Regions from separate parts of the Homo sapiens genome. Here region 2 is linked to region 1. Evidence: read pairs that join two places in POLR2A ChIA-PET (ENCODE). Cell type or tissue: IMR-90. All regions are shown on one strand. Links, peaks and the distances in the headings refer to the core of each region. The heading gives the core; the rest is flanking DNA. Region 1 overlaps MIR3681HG (MIR3681 host gene). Region 2 overlaps MIR3681HG (MIR3681 host gene).

Region 1 (9,500 bases), core at 871-8,870:
GACTAAAAATAAACTGTGAAATGATCTTTATCAGTCAAGAATAAACAAAACAAAACATTGACTACAATCACATCGCTCCAGCGCCAGCGTCATCATTTCAACATCTATTTGGCTTCTTTGCTTCTAGTAACTGTGTGGCTACAATTTATGGTTGTAAATATGGATGAAAGAAAGCATGAAGAGTTTAGAACATAATTGAATTTAAAATGTTCCTTCTGGAAATGTCTGGTCCAAGGACTTAGGATCCAACCTGAGTTCTTTGCATGGGAGATTTGGGGGAATTTGCAAAAAAAAAAAAAAAAAAGAAAAAAGAAAAATACTGATTCGTGACTCAAGGAAAGGGGGCTTATTGATGACTCAATTTTTTTCCTGAAATCAAACTTCTCTTACAAGATGGCATTTGAGTACATTAAAGGTAAATAGCACGGAAACATATGGTTTGAATTTCCCATGAAATGTGAAAGTTTTGATATTAAGGGAGCACATACTTCAGAAAGATAATTTGGCCTCTGCTAAAACCAGAACATTTAAGAAATCCTTCTAGAGACTTTGCCAAAACCCAGGGCCATTGGACTGTTTTTGCCTAGCAGCTTCCACTTCAGCCAGTACCCCTAGTGACCCGGCCAAGTGAAACAGAGAACTCAGCATCTTCTGAGGGGATGTCTGCCAATCTCAACCCTGGTGATATGTTCAAGGGCTTCCAGCTCATCCTGTGAGCCAAGAGAACAATTTGAAAACGCTGGAGTCTCTTAGCATATCTGCTTCGGGTTACTTTGAGAGACAGTGTGTGGGAGCTGCCAGGCTGAGAACAGGATCCATGCTGGAAACTATTTGCAAAAGCCCCACTTCCTTCTGCCAGGCCAGCTTCTCCGCAACCCAGACAGTCTGTGCGAGAACAAAAAAACAAGGACTATTGTCAAATTAATAGCACTCCCTAAAAAAGTATGGCAGGTGGTGAGATTCTTGGCCATTGAGTTCCAGCCAAAACATTTCACATTTTTTTCTCCTGAGGGAGGCACTGGGAGCTTGCTGTGAGTCAGAAGTGTGGGGGCTGCAGCAGAGAGTGGCCGCTTGAGCATCTTGCCTGTTCCTGATGAGAATTAGTCAATTCTTGGAAAGAGGGAAGAGCTCGCCTTGCTCTGCTACCCACTTCCAGATTCTCTGCTCAGCCTTGGGTTGGAGAGTGAGTAATCTAATGTGATTCTGTTTATTCCACTCAATACATATACATTGACTGAGTTATTTATTCAGCATCAGGCTCAATGCTAGGTCCTGGGAAGATAGAAATATATTGGACTCACTATTTTCCCTCAGAGGACTTATGAAACAGTGCAAAATTCCTCTGAATATGTTACAGAACATTCATCCTTGGGGATGAACCATCAAAACTATGCCATGTGCAAAAGTTTTAGAAAACGTTGAATTCCCTCTCATTCTTCATGGATATACACAATGTAATCTCCATGAAGATTCAATGTATCTCCACACTGAAAAGCTCTGTCTTTCAGAAAAGCAACTAGCTTAACAGCTTTCTCAAATTTTTAATGAGTAATACTCTCCCCTAAACACACACACACATTTTTCTCACATGGCTATTACCCACAGCAACTTTAGGAAATAACAGCCCAGTACAAAGAGCCAAACTTATCCTTTCGGGAGACAAAGACGATATTTAAAGATAACCACAAAGTATGGAGTTAGCACAGAGGACAGTGGTAGAAAATCAGAAGACTCTATTGAAGAGATGGGATTCTAAGTAGGTTTTGATAGAAGAATGAAGTTTTTCAGATAGAAAACACAGGGATGACCCTTCCAGGCAAAGAGAAAGTCATGTGCAAGGACATGTTGTTTTCCCGAATGAAGCTCTCTCCCATTTGTAGGAAAGTGGATGGGAGGACAGCAGAGGGAATGCCGAGAAAGGCTAGAACCAGATCTCAAGCTTGTTAGATGCCATACCACTGTTTTCAGCTGTAGGTAAATATTAAAATATGGAAAGACAGCTTTCTTTCTCCTAGTTCAAGTACCTGGTGTTTAACCCAATGTACCTTCTTCATGCATTGTGTGATGTGCTCTTTTCTACTGCATTCAATCAAAGCCATCAAGCCCAATTTTCTATAAAATGAAGGCCTCTGAAGAAAGGGAAGAATGGCTCTGCTGTTCGGGAGCACTCACCCAGGAGGTACCTAGGTGCCTGGGACTGTGCAAACAAACTTGAGAGATGTGTTTATGCAGGGAAAAGTTGAGGTAACTCAATGGCCTATATTATGATGGGAATGCTGAGGAATGAGGCAGATTGGGGTTGAGATTCCAATGGGTGAGCTGGAAATTGTCTGGGAAGGAATGAAACCCACATGGTAATCCTGAACTAAGCAAAATTTGGTGGCTGTTTGCCCTATCAGGCACAAGGTCCTCTAGAAAGTGCAGGAGTCAGGGAGACTGGGGTCTCGTTCCAGCTGAACACAACTTGCTGTGCAAATCATGGGCAGATGGCTTTCCCTGTAAAGTGAAATGGATTAGACCATGAAACTCAAAGAACATTTCAGCTCCAATATACTATAATCTATCCATTGTCAGCAAATGCTCAACATTAAGTTAAAAATTAAAACAAATTATGTTCAAATGTATACATTCGAAAGATCAGTGAAAAAGGGAATATTAGACAGCTACAATGTGCTAGACACCATGCTATGTTCTTAATTCACCCATATGTCAACTGTGTAAAAGTTTCTTTCATCCCTATTTTGCATATGAGTGGATGAAGGCTCAGAAAAGTTTTCCGAAGTTCTCTCAACTCCCAAATGAGAGAGGCAGGGTTTGGTAGCAAGTCAGTGTGGGTGCAAAGCCCCTGCTCCTTTTTTTTTCCATTACAGCATCCATCATCCTGAAACAAAGTTTATTAAGCACTTTGGAGTGGACTGAGGAGCAGAGTGGTCTGCCTTCCAAAGTCAAGAGGATGCTGTTAATGGAACAGGGGACAAATGGAAAATGCCAAGGCTAAGTGTTTCCTAATGGAGTTTCTTGGCATAGAAGTGTGGCATCATACAGAGGCTGCTCTGCACAAAGTAGCTTGTGGAGTCCAGCCACTGGGGCAAAGTTTCACCAACACAGGGGTAACCAGGCAAACTGGAGCCCACTCACTGGAAACAGCTGCCTCTCCCCACTCCCCCGCCTCTTTTATCCAGGTCAGGTGGGGCTAGCTTTGCTTCAACATGGCCAATAAAACCTCACCCCAGAAACCTTCCCCAGTGTAACCCCAATTTGGAGAAAAGCCATGTGAATTGAAGCCCAGTGGCCAATTCGGATTCAGTCTGAGCAAGGTCATGAAAACACTGCATTGCTGGCTGGTTGGTCTGCTAGGCCTCCTGTAACCAAATAATCACAAACCTTGTGGTTTAAACAACAGAAATTGATTTCTCACAAATATGAAAAAGTTACTTCTCACATGTGGAAGCTAGATGTCTAAGATCAAGGCATCAGCAGGTTGAGGTTGTCTCGAGGCCTCTGCCCTTGGCTTGCAGATCACCACCTTCTTCTCACGTGGCCTTTTCTCTGTGCACATACACTCCTGGTATCTCCCTCTCTTCTTCTAAGGACACCAATTGCATTGGACTAGGGTCCATCCCTGTGACTTCATTTAACCTTAGTCATCTCCAAGGCCTTAACTCCAAATACAGTCACACTGGGGAGTGAAGATGCCAACATACACATTTTGAGAGTGCACAGGTCAGGAAAGAAGGTGTTCTAGTGAAATTTTCATTGCAAATATATTCAAATGGAAAAACCATGAGGGCAGTTAGCAATGGGATAACATTTAGAAACACTTAGAATAGTAGTTCTCAACGCTGGCTGCACGTGAAATCACGTCGGGAACTTTCTAAAACTGCCAATGTTTGGGTTCTAATCTCGAACATAAGAACCCCAGGGATTGGTGTATTAGTCAGAGATCTCCAGAGAAACAGAACCAATGATGTATGTGTGTGTGTGTGTGTGTGTGTGTGTGTGTGTGTGTGTGTCTAAAGAGAGAAAGAGACACAGAGAGAGATTTTCAGATATTGGCTCATGTGATTATGGAGGCTGGCAAGTCCACAGTCTGAAGAGTCGGCCAGCAGGCTGGAGACCCAGGGAAAAGCTGATGCTGTAGCTTGATTCTGGAGGTAGAATTTCCTCTGCCTTTGGACAGAGCTGCCTTTTTTTCAACTGATTGAACAAGGCCTATCCACATTATGGAAGTTAATCTGCTTCATCCAAAGTCTACTTATTTAAATGTTAATCTCATCTAAAAACTACCTTCATGAATATTTCCACACTGATGTTTGGCCAATATACCAATATTTTGGTACCATGTGCTAACCAAGTTGACACATAAAATTAACCATCCAGCTGGTAGTCTTTTTTTTTTTTTTTTTTTTTTTAGATGGAGTCTCACTCTGTCACCCAGGCTGGAGTGCAGTGCAGTGGTGCTATCTCATCTCACTGCAACCTCTGCCTCCTAGGTTCCAGTGATTCTCCTGCCTCAGCCTCCAGAGTATCTGGGATTACAGGCATGCACCACCACACCTGGCTAAGTTTTGTATTTTTGGTAGAAATGGGGTTTCACCATGTTGGCCAGGGTGGTCTCAAACTCCTGACGTCAGGTGATCCACCCACCTCGGCCTCCCAAAGTGCTGTGATTACAGACATGAGCAACCGTGCCTGGTCCCAGCTGGTAGTCTTTAATAGCTCTTCTGGTGATTCCAACATGCCATCAGGGTTGAGGGCTATTGACCCAGGACCAGGGCTTTCAGAGCCAAGAAACAGGATTCTGCCTCACATACCAGGCTCTTTCCACCCTGCCTCAGTCAGAGGAGCCACTTTCTTCACTGGTTCCTCAGTCTCTTTTGCTCAGGTACTGGTTCTCCTTGGCTGCTCTTCTGCTGATTTTGGGGGGAGCTTAAACAATACTAATGCCCAGGTTCCAATGCAAGAGATTTTGGTTTGCTTGGTAGGAGGTAATCAAAATTGCAAATGCAGAGTACAGCCTGGGCATCAAGGATTTCTTCCCCAGGAAATTCTAAACAACCATTCAAGGAGTCCCACGTATTTATTCAAGCCTTCAACTTACATTAGGTTCATGAGAAACTTACCTTCTAAGCTGCAGTTTATTTGTAAATCTTGCCTCATTAGGGAATATGGTATTGCCAACATACTTGTATTTCCTTGATAGGGAAAAAATGTGTACCACAAAGTCTTCCTTAATAAAGTGAACCACTTAGACCCTCATGCTTGGATATTTATTCCTGCCAGAAACGTGTATTGACCAGCTTCCATCCCATGCCATGTGAGCAACCCATGCAGTCCCACAGGAGAGAAAAGGGTGAGAAGACATTGTGTCTCTGCTTAAGAAAGTTACTGTCGAATAGAGAAAGCAGATAGTAATGTCACCGTTATACAAACATGGTGATTGCTGGAGGCAGGCGGTGGAGAACAAGAGCTGTATGAGCCCAGAGTATTTCTCAAGGTAGAAAAAGGAGTCGGGAAAGACATGCGGGCAGACACGAGAGCTGCACTAAGGCCCAGCTGTGTGACGGTTGGTGAGGCGCTCAGGAAATGCCAGCCTCTGGTGCTGGTGAGTCACTGAGTTCATGGGAGGAGTGGCTGGAAAGCTGGTTTGAGATTAGATAGTAGAGAGCCTCGTAAGCTAGACTAAGGAGTTGGAAGTTTTTAAAATAAGCTCTAAGGTTTTTATGAGAGATAGAATTTACCAATGTTTTAACAAAAATTATATGAAAGCAAGCAAAGGGCAGCATTGGGAAGAGGGAGGGCAGACTCAAAGGAAGGTTCTAGAAACATCCAGGGAAACAATTACAAAGACCTGAACTAGGGAATTGACAATGGAAATTAACAGAATGGAAAAGATGGAAAGCAGGAAATAGACGAGCCTAGGTAAGTGGCAGAGCCAGCACTTGAATCAGGGTCTTGGCTCTCATTTAACATGCACCCAAACAGAAACATGCAGACACACACACAGACACACACACACACATAGACACATGAACACCTGCTCACACACACACACACGCATACACGCATGCAGAGACACAGACACACACAGATACACATGCATACAGGCACACACAGAGACACAGACACAGGCACTTGCACAGACACACACGCACACACACACACCGAGGGCAGAATATGTGCCACTCACTGGCCAGATCCTGGGGACATAGAGATAGATATGGTTGCTGGCCTCATGGTGCTTACAGTTGAGAGGGGGAAATTGATAGATAGAAAGCCAGAGAACGTTACTGAAATAAGCAAAGGAGAAAGACAGGTGGACCAGACTTACAGGGGATAAAGCTTTTGGGATAAAGCTTCTCGAATGAAAAAAACATCTAAGAGGGTATCAGAAAAGTCAGTGGGAGTGAAAGGCTAGAAGGGCAGACAGGGGAGGGAGGTTGGGCTCCAGGCAGAGGGAATGGCAGGTGGGAAGCCCAGAAGTGACATTGCGAGAGCACACATGAGTGCGTCTAACTCCACTGAATGAGCTTGGTATGGCACCACCAAGCGGTAGCAAAGATGGTGGTGGGAAAGGAACCTGGAGAGGTGAGCAGGGCAAATTTGACAGTGCCTATCTCCGTCCTGGAACTGACTCTCTGCGGAGCTCTGAACAATGGCAAAGGCGTGCACCCCTCTTCTCCCCAGCAGGCTGCTCACAGCTATGCCTAGAATAGAGCACATGGTCTGTTCAGCAAAGGAGTGAACTGTTCAAAGGATATTTTAATGATAAAGGAGGAAATATTCTTCTGTATGAAAATATTGTAGAAAAAAAGTGGGTCACTTCAACCTGGCAAAATATGAATATGGGATTAGATGTGTAAATCCATGGCAGATTTAAAGTGAGGGTATGAATTCTCAATAGATATTCATAGTCTTAAAGAAAAATATCCGGCCAGGCGCAGTGGCTCACGCCTGTAATCCCAGCACTTTGGGAGGTCAAGGCTGACAGATCACCTGAGGTCAGGAGTTTGAGACCAGCCTGGCCAATGTGGTGAAACCCTGTCTCTACGAAAAATACAAAAATTAGCTGGGTGTGGTTGTGGGCGCCTGTAATCCCAGCTACTTGGGAGGCTGAGGCAGGAGAATCACTTGAATCCGGGAGGCAGAGGTTTCAGTGAGCTGAGATCATACCATTGCACTCCAGCCTGGGCAACAGAGCAAGACTCTGTATCCAAAAAAAAAAAAAAAAAAAAATCCAAGCTCCTTAAAATGGGGAAGATCATGACAGCAACAGCCTCAGGTCTGTGTCTGGCCTCATTGGTCACCTTCCTCTGCTGCAGGTCTACTGAACCACTTGTGCTTATCAGGTTGTGCCGAATTCTTTCCCTCTTCTTCCATTCACATCCCCATCTTGCCTACCTGGTAAACTCCCAGTTGCTCTTCTAGTCTCAACTCAAGTGCTGACTTCTCTAAGAGATGGTCTTAAACTCCTCATAAGACAAAGTCAGATAACTCCTTCTTCAAGCTAAAATAGTATATTCCTATTTGATTATGTGCCACATTGGATTCTGAACACCTGCCTAGAGGTCTGGGTGCCCCGTCACCTGGAAACTCATGTTGTATCCATTTCTAAACTTTTAGGGGTTGAAGCTACAACAATCAATAAGGATAGGCACCCTGTTTACCTAAGTACAATATTTTTCTCAATCTTTATAATACACAATGCTACAGTCTTTTTTTGTAGTAAAACTAAATCCAAATAAATAAGTGGTAAAACTGAGCTGTGAGACCAAAGCTCCTGCTCTTCATCACTGGCCAGTCCAGATTCCAGGATGCTGTGGTTTGAATATGGTTTGTTTGGCCCTGCTAAGTCTCATATTAAAATTTGATCCCCATTGTGGGAGGTAAGGTTGCATAGGGTGGGAGGCATTTGGATCCTGGGGGTGAGGTTGGGTCCCTCATGAACGTCATGGTGCCTTTCTCATGGGAGTGTGAGTTCTTACTTTTGGTTCCCCTGAAAACTGGTTGCTAAAAAGAGCCTGGCGCCTCCTCCTCTCCCTCTTGCTTCCTCTCTTGCCATCTGACTTCTGCATAGGCTGGCTCCTCCTCAACTACTGCCGTGAGTGGAAGCAGCCTGAAGCCTCACCAGAAGCAAGTGTGGGCGCCATGCTTTTTGTACAGCCTGCAGAACCAAATAAACCTCTTTTATTTATAAGTTACCCAGTCTCAGGTATTGCTTTACAGAAACACAAACAGACTGACACAGGAATAGAATAATTTCAATGAATAAATAAATAGAATCTTATAACCAAATCATAGAAGTGGCAGCTCCCTTTTAAAACTTAGTGTTCCTTTCAAAACATATTCCTAACATAGCACAATAACTACTCGTTTGATAAATCCATGCAACTTGAGGTTATCTAGTACAGGGCTGAGGTGTGCATAATTTAATTCTCCACTTTTCTGGCACTGGGGCTCCAGCTGAGGGAGATTTCTAGGTAAATGGGCACTGTCCATGTTAGTGCACTCTTGGGGGATACAGATGGCACACTGGACATTGACCACAGTTAATTTTGCTGAATGCTTCCTGGGCAATAATGGTTTCTCTGCTGTTTTAAAATGTTAGAAGCTGCAGTGGGGTAACTGCTTTCCAAGCTGAATGTTTGACATCTGCTTGTCATCAAACTTTATTCAAACTAAGCTAAGGCAGGTCACTGTGGCTCACACCTGTAATCCCAACACTTTGAAAGGCTGAGGCAAGAGGATTGCTTGAGGCCAGGAGTGCAAGACTAGCCTGGACAATATAGGGAGGTCCTATCTCTACAAAAAATAAAATAATTAGCTAAGCATGATAGTGCATGCCTGTAGTCCCAGTTACTCAGGAGGCTGAGGTGGGAGGATTGCTTGAGCCCAGGAGGTTGAGGCTGCAATGAGCTATGATTGCACCACTGCACTCCAGCCCTGGTGACAGAGCAAGACCTTGTCTGAAAACAAAACAAACAAGCAGACTAAGCTGGTACCTAGAATACCTGTCCTCTTTCCAAAGTAACAATGATAACAACAGCTACTACTACTTATTAGTCGCTTATACCATGTGGCAAGCAGTGTTATGAATCAAGAAGTATATCATCCCAGTTCACACAGCTACATTACAAAAACTGTTATTCATCCCAATTCACACAGCTACTAAATAATGAAGGCGATATTTAAATGCTTAAATTGGATGTTTCTAGAACAGAGGCTGTCCATAGCAGCATCCACAGAATACCTAGCTACTTTTGTTTCAAATGTCCTGTACCTGTGCTTTCTTTCTCTTCACTCTTTAGAGAGGCAGGTTTTTTTAAAAAAGTGGCTCATGGTTCCCTCTTAGCTGCGGCATAAATCATTAAAGTCACCATGACTCTGCCCAGGTCACCACTCCAGTCTCCTCTCCTGCAATGCCTCCATGCCCTGTGCCAGACCAACCCCACTCAGGCCAGGTACTCCTCTCTTAGGCCTCCTATGCTTTATCCATGGCA
Region 2 (9,500 bases), core at 1,050-9,049, 250 kb before region 1:
GCTGAACATTGTCAAGGGCTGTTGATCTTAGGAGACGCTGGACCTGCAGACCTCCAAAAGGCCTCACAGGCAGGTGGCAGGGGACAAGTACATCTATTGATTGTCTTTAGTGTTTTTGAATACTGAGTATGAGTTGTTGTGGACAAAGCAAAACGGTTCACATGGTTGTCGGACAGCACCTTGGCCAGGATTCTGTGCAGGTCTTGCTTGGATAAGAGGGTTTCTTTTGCCTTGAAGTGTCTTGTAGGAACCGCAAACTCAACATATCCAAACATGAACCCATTTTCTTTCATCTCAAATCTGATGCTTCCTGGAGTTTCCATTCAAATAAAGCTACCACCATCTACAGTGCTGCCCAGACAGAAGTCTAGAGTCCTCTTCTGTGTCTGCCTTCTGCTTACCTCCATCCCCAAGCAGAAGCATTCTCAGTGACTGGGTCTGCTGAAATGACCTTGGTGCTTTTTCTCTGACAGGTTCCTATTTCCCCATCTCCACTGCCAACACATGCCAGACACAGGAACTGGCTTCTAAAGCTTCATCTCTAGTCCTAAAAAAGGGATTTTTGTGGCGATGATCATCATGTCCAACATTTATTGAACCTGTGTTGCGCCAGCACTTTCATATGTATATATATGTACACACAAATATATGTGTATTTCACTTATTTTATTTCACTTATGAAACACTTACATAGTATTTACTCTATGCCGAATACCACTTTAAGGACATGATACATATTCATCCATTTAATTCACACAACCACCCAATGAGGTAAATGATATTATTATCCCCATTTTACAGATAACGAAACTGAGGCAGAGAAGTTAAGCAATTTATTCAAGGTTACACAAATAGAAACTGGCAGAGCTTGAATTTGAACCTAAGAAGTCTGGCTCCAGAGTCAGTGCCCAAGTACACAGGAGCTTGAGGAATAGTCATAATAATAGCTAATGTTCTAAGTCAGCCATCTTAGCTGGCTTTATAGAAAACGCAACAACTCTGAGATGTAAGCGTTATTACCCACATTTTACAGAGAAGGAAGCAGGTTTAAGCGTCTTACAGAGAGAGCCCAAGGTCACACATCCAGTAAGTGAAAGCAGAGGTGAGCTTCAGCTGGCAGTGTGAGGTTGAAAATGCTGGCATCTGCCATGCCTGCAAAGTGCTGCTCTGTTTCAAGTTTACGAGATTTGATCTTGGTATATTTTAATCTGGAAATAAAAAAGCAAAACCTTATAGAATTCTAGAATGTCAAAGATGAGAGGGACCTATGGGAGCCTCTTGTTGAGAACCTTCTTATACAGATGAAATATTCTAGATCCATGGAATTTAAGAGACTGCCCTGAAGTTTCATATTCAGGAAATATTAGAGTCAGTTCTTACCCCTGTGTCTTCCAAAGTCAAACTCAGGAGATATGATGGGGTTTTCTCGCTTTTCCTGGCAAAATCCAAAAACATAAAAGCATAAAAAGATACATACAATAGCAGCAATCAGCAATCATTCTCTTCTCTCTCTCTCTCTCTCTCTCCATTTGTAGGTCAAAAATTCCTATAATCAGCTACAAATTATCACATCACCTCTGCATTCTTATCAGCTTTTGCAGCTGGGAGATAAAGACACACAGTATCTTTGACTCAAGCAGGCAGTTGCAGTGATGAATCTGTCCTTTCTAAATAGGCTGAAACCACAAGGTGGGCCCTCATGTTATAGCCAGTGATGGGAAGGCACCAGACCAGCGGGGAAAATGTCCGTGTCATGGAGATGACGTGATGGTGCATGCGAGGCACGGCCCCACTTCTGCCTCTGTGGCTTACCCAGGCCTCCCCCTCTGACCTACTTCTCTGGCCACCAAAAGGTGAGAGATGTTACACAGAGATGTTATAAAGCCAGACCTGATAGCATCAAGTCTGTTCCCATGAGATAAGTATTCCTAAGCCTGCCCCAGTCAGTCACTGCTTAGGAGGCCAAGGTGCTGCTTTAGTTAATTGAAACAACAGCCTACTATTAGCTGAGGAATGCCTGTCCCCTGCACATTTCAGGGCTTCTTGGTCTGGGTTGAAAGGCTGACATTCATGGTAATGAATAGGACACTTTTAGTCACTAGTCTATATCCCACAGGCATTCTGCCCAGGCATAATTGAGGAGGACAAGAAGAATGATAATAAGGGGACCCAAGACTTTATTCTTACAAACGAAGAATGCGGCTGATGGTTATAGAGAAAACAATTTGACTTGTGTTTTTATTAATCCTCTGCCCGTGCATCTGGGATGAGGATGTAGATGCTAAAATTCAAGCCAGACTGGCATCCTTTGGTAACTGCTGGATTCCATCTTCAGGAAGAACAGAGCACCCGTTTCTTTGTTTATTTTCCAGAGTGAAAAACTAATTCATGTAAATGAATCATTGAAGTAGGCCTTTTAGATGACTTTGCATTTTCATGATTCCTATTTTTCTGGAAATCCAAGAGCAAGTTTCTCAAGTTGTTAATAATCTAGAATATTTCACATGTATTTCCTGTTGGTTCCATACTGATTATAATACTCAATGGTTCTTATTTTGTCTTGCTTCCCAGTCTTTGAAACTTGATTTTCTTTCTTACCTGATCAATTTTTACCAGTCTTTCAAGATGCACCCTGAATTGTTTTTTAAACCTCCCAGTTTCAAGATTATTTTTGAAATGGGAAAATTAGTTTTCTCATGGGAGTGGGCAAAGTTTCCATTTTTTTGGTGAAATAAGAAGCATAAATGTGTTTCACACAGACTAAGCACATGAAGAACGATCACCTTATGTAGAGCTTGATAAAATTTTATATACATCTGTGTAATCACCATACAGATTAAGACAGAGAATATTTTCAGGACCCATGAAGGTTCTTTTCTGCGCCTTCGTCATCAATACTCCACCTCAGAATAATCACATTTTGACTTCAATCACTGTCAATTAGATTTTCTTACTCTTGAACTGCATATAGATGTGGTATGCACTTTTTATTTTGGTTTATTTTGCACATACTATGTTTTAAAGATTCATCCAAATTATGTGTGTATCAATGTTTTTTTTTTTTAATTTGTATATAAGTAGTCCATTATTTGACTATACCACAATTTATGTATTCATTCTTCTGTTGATGGTCAGTGGGGTTGTTTTCAGCTTTTGGCAATTATGAATAAGCCTGCTGTAAATAATCTTGTTTATTTCTTTTTGTGGGAAAACGTACTCATTTCTCTTGGGTATGAAACTATGATTGGGCAGGGTGGTTCGTACAGTAGGTCTATATTTAGGTTTAGTAGATACAACCAACTAGTTCCTTTAACTGTGTTTGTAATAATTTATATTCTCAATATTTAAGATTTTCAGTTGCAGTACATCCTCACGAAAACTTTATATTATAGTAATTTTGTTGTTTATTTTAGTTAATTTTTTAAAGATAAGTGTTGGTATCTTTTCATTTGTCCATTAGACACTTGGGCATGCACTTTTGCAAAGTCCCTGATCAAATCACTTGCCCCTTTTAAAAATTAGAGTTATTTGACTTTTTTCTTATTGGACAAATTGCTTGAACATGCACTTTAGAAGAAAGTTATGCAAAGAGCCAATAAACCCACTAAAAGATGCTTTCTTCTTTTACCAACCTCACAAACAAAACAAAGATGAGATACATCTTGAATAGGTCTTTGCCAACAGAGTGCCCTGGGCCCTGCTCTCTATTCATGGGTTTTATTGGAATCCTTTTTGAGCTAGAGCTAGAGCTGAAGGTAGATGGGCATGAGTGGGTCTAAACCCAATGCCCAGCTTCTAGAAAGCTTTCTCTTGGCACTCCTCTGCCCTTCCAAAATGGCAACTTCTCCCTAAGCCTACTGTGGCTTTTCTGGTATTTGGAATTGGCACAAATTATGATGCAAAATTGCCATTTTCAGCATTCAGGGTTCTTTTTTTTACCACTCCTACTTAGAATTTTCTCATGTAATCAGACAGAGGGAACATTATTATAATTTTCTCATGTAATCAGACAGAGGAAACATTATTTTAGCAATTGACACCAACATTCCTTGCTTGAACAAAATTCTGAGATAAGGGGTTGGGGTAGAGGGTTTGTGTATTGACAACAGATAAAATTTAAGGAGTTTTGCATGAGACAAGGGGAAGAATTGTATTGCTCTGGAGGGTGGGAAAGAGGCAGTAGAGAGGTGAGGACTACTGAGCCTCCTAGGGTCTTGCCAAAGTATTTTAAGATGATGATATCTACTCCTGCATTTTAAAATGCTAATGTGGTAGATTGTATTACTGTTCATCTATATTTGGTGCCACCGTCTGTGGGAGGATTATACATCTCCACACTCTTAGTACTCAGTTTCAGCCATGTGACTTGCTTTGGTCAATCAGTCATGAGTGAAATTGATGTGCGTGGTTTTCCAAGCAAAAGCTTTAAGCGTTTGTGAGTGAGTGATTCCCTCTTCTGTGATGACTGGCCCTCTTCCAGGTAACAAATGCTCTGCTGGCTTTGGTCCATGAAGAAGAAAATGGGAACAGAGCCAGGGCCGACTGTGATGTGCATGTAGGGTGAATGAACGTACAACTTTATTATTGGAAATCAGTAAGATTTGGGGGTCATTTGTTAGCTTAGTGTTACCTGGTTGATTCAGTATAGTTCTGCTATGCAAACCCTCCTTTGTTCTCTGTGCCTCCAACCAGGTCATCTCGAGCAAATTCTGCTGTATTCACTGGTCCTTTGAAAGAATAATTTTTGTTGGTGAATCAAGGAAGATGAGGCATTTTGGATCTGAGTTGAAGCACTGCTAAGATATCACCTGCTGAGCCAGGAGAAAAAGGATGCTCTTGAGAATATGAGTACCCTTACGATGCACTGAAATAGAATGGGAGGTTGAATCAATTTTAACCAGATATTCAAAAAGCAAGGGACTCCTGCCTAACAACTGGGCAGGAGTTGTCTTTGATGGGACTAACCTCTGAGATAACATGCGCCAGCACTACTCTATATAACTTGCATGTCCAGTTGTTTTTTATTTTCTAGATTTGGTGTGGAGATTGAAGATGGTCATAGCCTTGATTGAGGAAAGAGATCAATACTCAGATTACCACATGATAGGTTAATATGACAGATGGCTATACATGGTGAGGATGGGCCTGGGGTCCCTGGGCCAGTGGATGATATTGGGGATTTATGAAAGGGCACCGTTATTTAGAGAAATGGGAGTCTACTACTTGCTTAACCCTGGCTATTTTTTTTTTTTCTTAAAAATCTGTTCTTTTTAGGAGAAAATTCCAGATTGTAACTTTTAGCTGCCTGTCAGGCTTGTTGTTTGGTGTGCTTTGAGTTTTCACCTTTTTTTCTGTATTTGCAAGCTTTTTTTTTTTTTTTTTGTGGGGTGGGGTGGCATTGGGTAATTGAGAGAAGGTACATTAGAAGCTGCTATCTAGGTGTCATGTAAGCTATGTTTCTGCAAAGAAAAATTTTGTACTAGAAAATTGTGCAAGAAGTGAGAGCTGATTTTTTCATGACCTTTTCAAGCCCATGTCTCTAAATCTTGATGGGTGACCAGGCTCCTTCATGGAGGACTGGACCTTTATAGCAAGTGGCTCTTATTCCTTTGCTCAGTGGAATACAGCAGTGTTTTGGGGTGGCAACCTTTGGCTGGGGATTCTATTGGCCCAGTGGCAGGAATGGTGATTTTTTTCTTCCTCTGCATAATCTGCCTTTTTATTTATTTAAGGTGCAGGGCTTAATGCCCTTCTGAGTGAGCACGGTGGTGACTAGAGAGTTGCTGTCTCAGCTGCAGCTGATGGTTGCCGAGAGGAAATGTGGGCTCTGGATTATTATGCCTTTTCATAATTTTCAAGAGGAAGAAAACCCTCTAAAGTTTAATATATTGGCAAATAATTAAATATTTTTAAAGTGGTCTGGGACAAACACACCCAGGCTGCTGCTGATGCCTGCCCTCAAGGACACCAGAGTGTAGTTTCTCCTTTAGACTGTGGCATCTTTTCCTGGTGGCTCCTTCCTTGGTGAGCCCCCATTCCCACACAGGGACTTGGGATGGGCCAGAGATCAGTGGAATCTCATTCAGGCTGAAATTGGCTTTGTGGATTCCAGGACATGGATAACTCTCTGTGCCCAGGGTCTGCTACTCCTCTTTCCTAGAGTCCATCCATCTTTACAGCATCCGGGTCTCAGAGAACTGACCACATTGGTGGTAGCAGCAGAGTGCCTGGAAAGAAGGTCACCCACAGAAGATGGTGTGGGTGTCTCTGTATCTCTGATGACTCCTCATTTATGTTTCTCTCCCTGGCCATTCCTCTGAGCTTCAGACTCAGATCTCCAACTGTGGATCTGAATCTCCTCTTCCAAGTTTAGTAGCCATCAGACTTAACTTATCCCAAATGGAACTCCACTTCTGCTGCCCCCACCAATCTTTGTAATCCATTTGAGTTGCTGTTTTCCCATTCTTCCTAAGCAAATCTACGTATCTTCTTGAGAAAAAAGCATGTGTTTTCCTTGAGTCTTTTTTTTTTGCATCTTCATCCATCAGAAGGATAAAAAATATTCAAAAATATATCCTGAGACCAATATATATACAAATATATATTATATAACTTCCATTACACTATAAACTACCATTATCTCTTGCCTAGATTACTGAACTTATCTTCAAACCCATATCCCTGCTTCCCAAAAAGTCCATTCTCCATAAGATAACCAAAGAGTTCATTTAGCAATTTAGATTAGGTCACTTAAAAACAATACAAAACAAAACAAAAAACAAAAAAACACCTCTCTTGGCATTGCATTGCTCCCAGGACAAAGCCAAAGTCCTCTACCACGCCTACAAAGGCTTTCTGCTATCTGGCCTCAACCGGTATCGCCACTCTCCATCTAGCTCCACTCTCCCCTGACTTCCCTACCCGCGGCCACACTGGCCTTCCCCAGTGTGCAAAGTGCACTCCTACCCACGGCCTTTGCTCCCTCTTGTCTGGAGGGCTCCTCGGGCTCTCTTCCTAGCTGCTTCCGCACCTGTCTAGGTCTCAGCTCCAACCTGCCTCCTCAGAAAGGTCTCCCGTGGCCAGCACCTCCCCAGTCACACGCCGTATCACTCTTCTCTATTTCTTCAGAGGACTTGTCAATATTTAAATTATATTGGTTACATTTTGCGTAATTACTGCCAGTTTCCCCCAAATGAGAAATACAGGTTTTTTGGAGGGCAGGAACATTATCTTGCCTGTTGATCACTAAGCCCAGCTCTGCGAATAATGCTGGCACTCAATAGGTGTGTAATAAACCCTTGTTAAAAGAAAAAAATTAGCCGAATTAAATTATAAAAAGTTTAATTGTGCAAAGAATTGTGAATCTGGCAGCCTCTGAGCCAGAGTAGGCTCAGAGACTCCAGCACAGCCACGTGGTGGAAGAGGATTTATGGACAGAGAAAGGAAAATGATTTATAGAAATTGGAAGTGAGGTACAGAAACAGCCCGATTGGTTACTGTTTGGCATCAGTCTTATTTGAACACAGTTTGAACAACTTGCCACCTTTGGCCAAAACTCGGTGACTGGCACAAGCGTAGGCTACAGTCTATTTACAACTCTATGTACGTTATAGCTCATGATGTACAGAGAAATCTTTAGGCCGAACTGAAAATATGTAAGGAAGCAGCTTTAGGCTAAACTTGATTTAACATACTTTTAAAAGAATAAAGAAACTGTGAAAGCATATTTTTTTTTCCAGTGACATAAAATGATACTATTATCTTGTGCACTGGGGCTCCCAGTAGCATTTGTCAGCAGCTTTGGCAGTGACAGGAATTGTGGCAAGACAGAATAAAGGCTCCTCAAAGATGGCCATAACCTGATCCCAGAACTGACACAGATGTCACCTTACATGCGAAAGGGACTTCACAGCAGTGATTAAGCTAATGATCTTGAGATGGCGAGTTTACCCTGGATCATCTGGTGGGCCCGAGGTAATCCCAAGGGTCCTTATAAGAGAGAAGTGACAGGGCCGGATTCAGGGAAGGAGTGTGCTGATGAAGGCAAAGTTTTGAGTGATTTGCTTCTAGAAGAGGGAAAAGGCTAGGAATGAGTTCTCAGCTGGAGCCTCCAAAAGGAAAGCAGTTCTGCTGACACCTTGGTGTTAGCTCCATAAGACTCATTCCAAATATCTGCACACAACCTACACAACCGTAATTTGACAAATTTGTGTTGTTTTAAGCCACAGAGGTTGTAGTAATATGTTTCAGCAGCCGTAGGAACCGGGTACAATAATGATTTCATTTTTCATGATCATCAGCAATGTCTGAGATTTCCAGAGAATCCGATGCCTAGTCCATCTGGGGATCGGAATAGGAGGGAAATAAATGATGATTTTATAGGAGCATTCCATACTAGCAGAGGCCACTTCTATTTCAATACAATACCATTTAGGCGGGCGGATCACGAGGTCAGGATATCGAGACCATCTTGGCTAACACGGTGAAACCGTCTCTACTAAAAATACAAAAAATTAGCTGGGCATGGTGGCGGGTGCCTGTAGTCCTAGCTACTCGGGGGGAAGAGGCAGGAGAATGGCGTGAACCCGGGAGGCGGAGCTTGCAGTGAGCCGAGATCGCGCCACTGAACTCCAGCCTGGGAGACAGCGAGACTCCATCTCAAAAAAAAACAAAAACAAAAAAAACAAAAACAAAAAACCATTGTATTCCCATTGTTAGACACAGTGTACAGCAGTTGGGGCACAATAATTAGTTATTGAATAAACATATGTGGTATCTCCTGTAGGCTCCCTGAAATAGTTAAACTTTGAAGAGGGCCTGGAATTCCCAAAAGGGCAGGTGGGAATTGAGGCAGGCAAATACAGCAGGTCCTCAGCAGTTACAGGGGGCCAGGCCTGAGAACTTCTGTAAATCTCAAAATTCACCAATTAAAAAAAAAGGTAGAATAGATTGAAGACGTCATCCCCAAATCACATTTCAATCAACAGGCAGGTATTTCCTGTGCATACCTTTCTAAGAAAAATCTTTTAAATTTTATTCATGCATTTTTTTTTTTCATGTGAGAGCTGTTTTTTACTCAGAAGCATTTTATCTTTCACAAAATCTGTCGTGTACCCAGTAACGGTGGCAAATCACAGAGCCATGCAGACACGTGCTAGGCTCACTCACTACTCAAGCACCTTGGTGGATGCAGCGTCTGGGTGATGTTTTGCAAAGTGCAAATGAATACCCATTATGGGTGTTTGGACTTTTTGGGGTGTTACATTATGAATCCATGTTTGTAATTATAATTGCGAGCCTAGTTCTAACCCCAGAAGAATCTGGCTCTGGGAAACATGGATGAAAGTTTGGGAACTCCCCCAAAGACCCATAAATCATGTGGGGCACTTGTCTGACCTCAGAGTGACAACTAATGTCTGGGATAGTGCTGGGCTGGCGCTGCCTATAGACTCGTGTGAAGGGACAGATGACACACTCATGGATCATCATTGCTGGTTTTC

The links. ChIA-PET counts read pairs that join two places held together with the same protein. Peaks named below come from ENCODE experiments on the same cell type or tissue, not always from the same donor. Only the 100,000 strongest peaks of a DNase experiment are listed, where the experiment ranks them.
Region 2: POLR2A ChIA-PET joins it to region 1 with 10 read pairs; 2 of 35 experiments call an interaction of 5 or more read pairs at or near these places.

The regions. Positions count from the first base shown.
Region 1 is chr2:12,320,452-12,329,951 of GRCh38, forward strand. All of the region lies in intron 4 of MIR3681HG (MIR3681 host gene), which reads left to right. Among named protein-coding and RNA genes, the nearest start is that of MIR3681, 130 kb to the left of the region's middle. In IMR-90, for the core only: no CTCF peak of the experiment used is centred there; DNase peaks (open chromatin) are centred at 1,080 and 5,580; H3K27ac peaks cover 41 bases.
Region 2 is chr2:12,072,597-12,082,096 of GRCh38, forward strand. The region is part of intron 2 of MIR3681HG (MIR3681 host gene); the gene reads left to right. Among named protein-coding and RNA genes, the nearest start is that of MIR3681HG, 70 kb to the left of the region's middle. In IMR-90, for the core only: no CTCF peak of the experiment used is centred there; no DNase peak of the experiment used is centred there.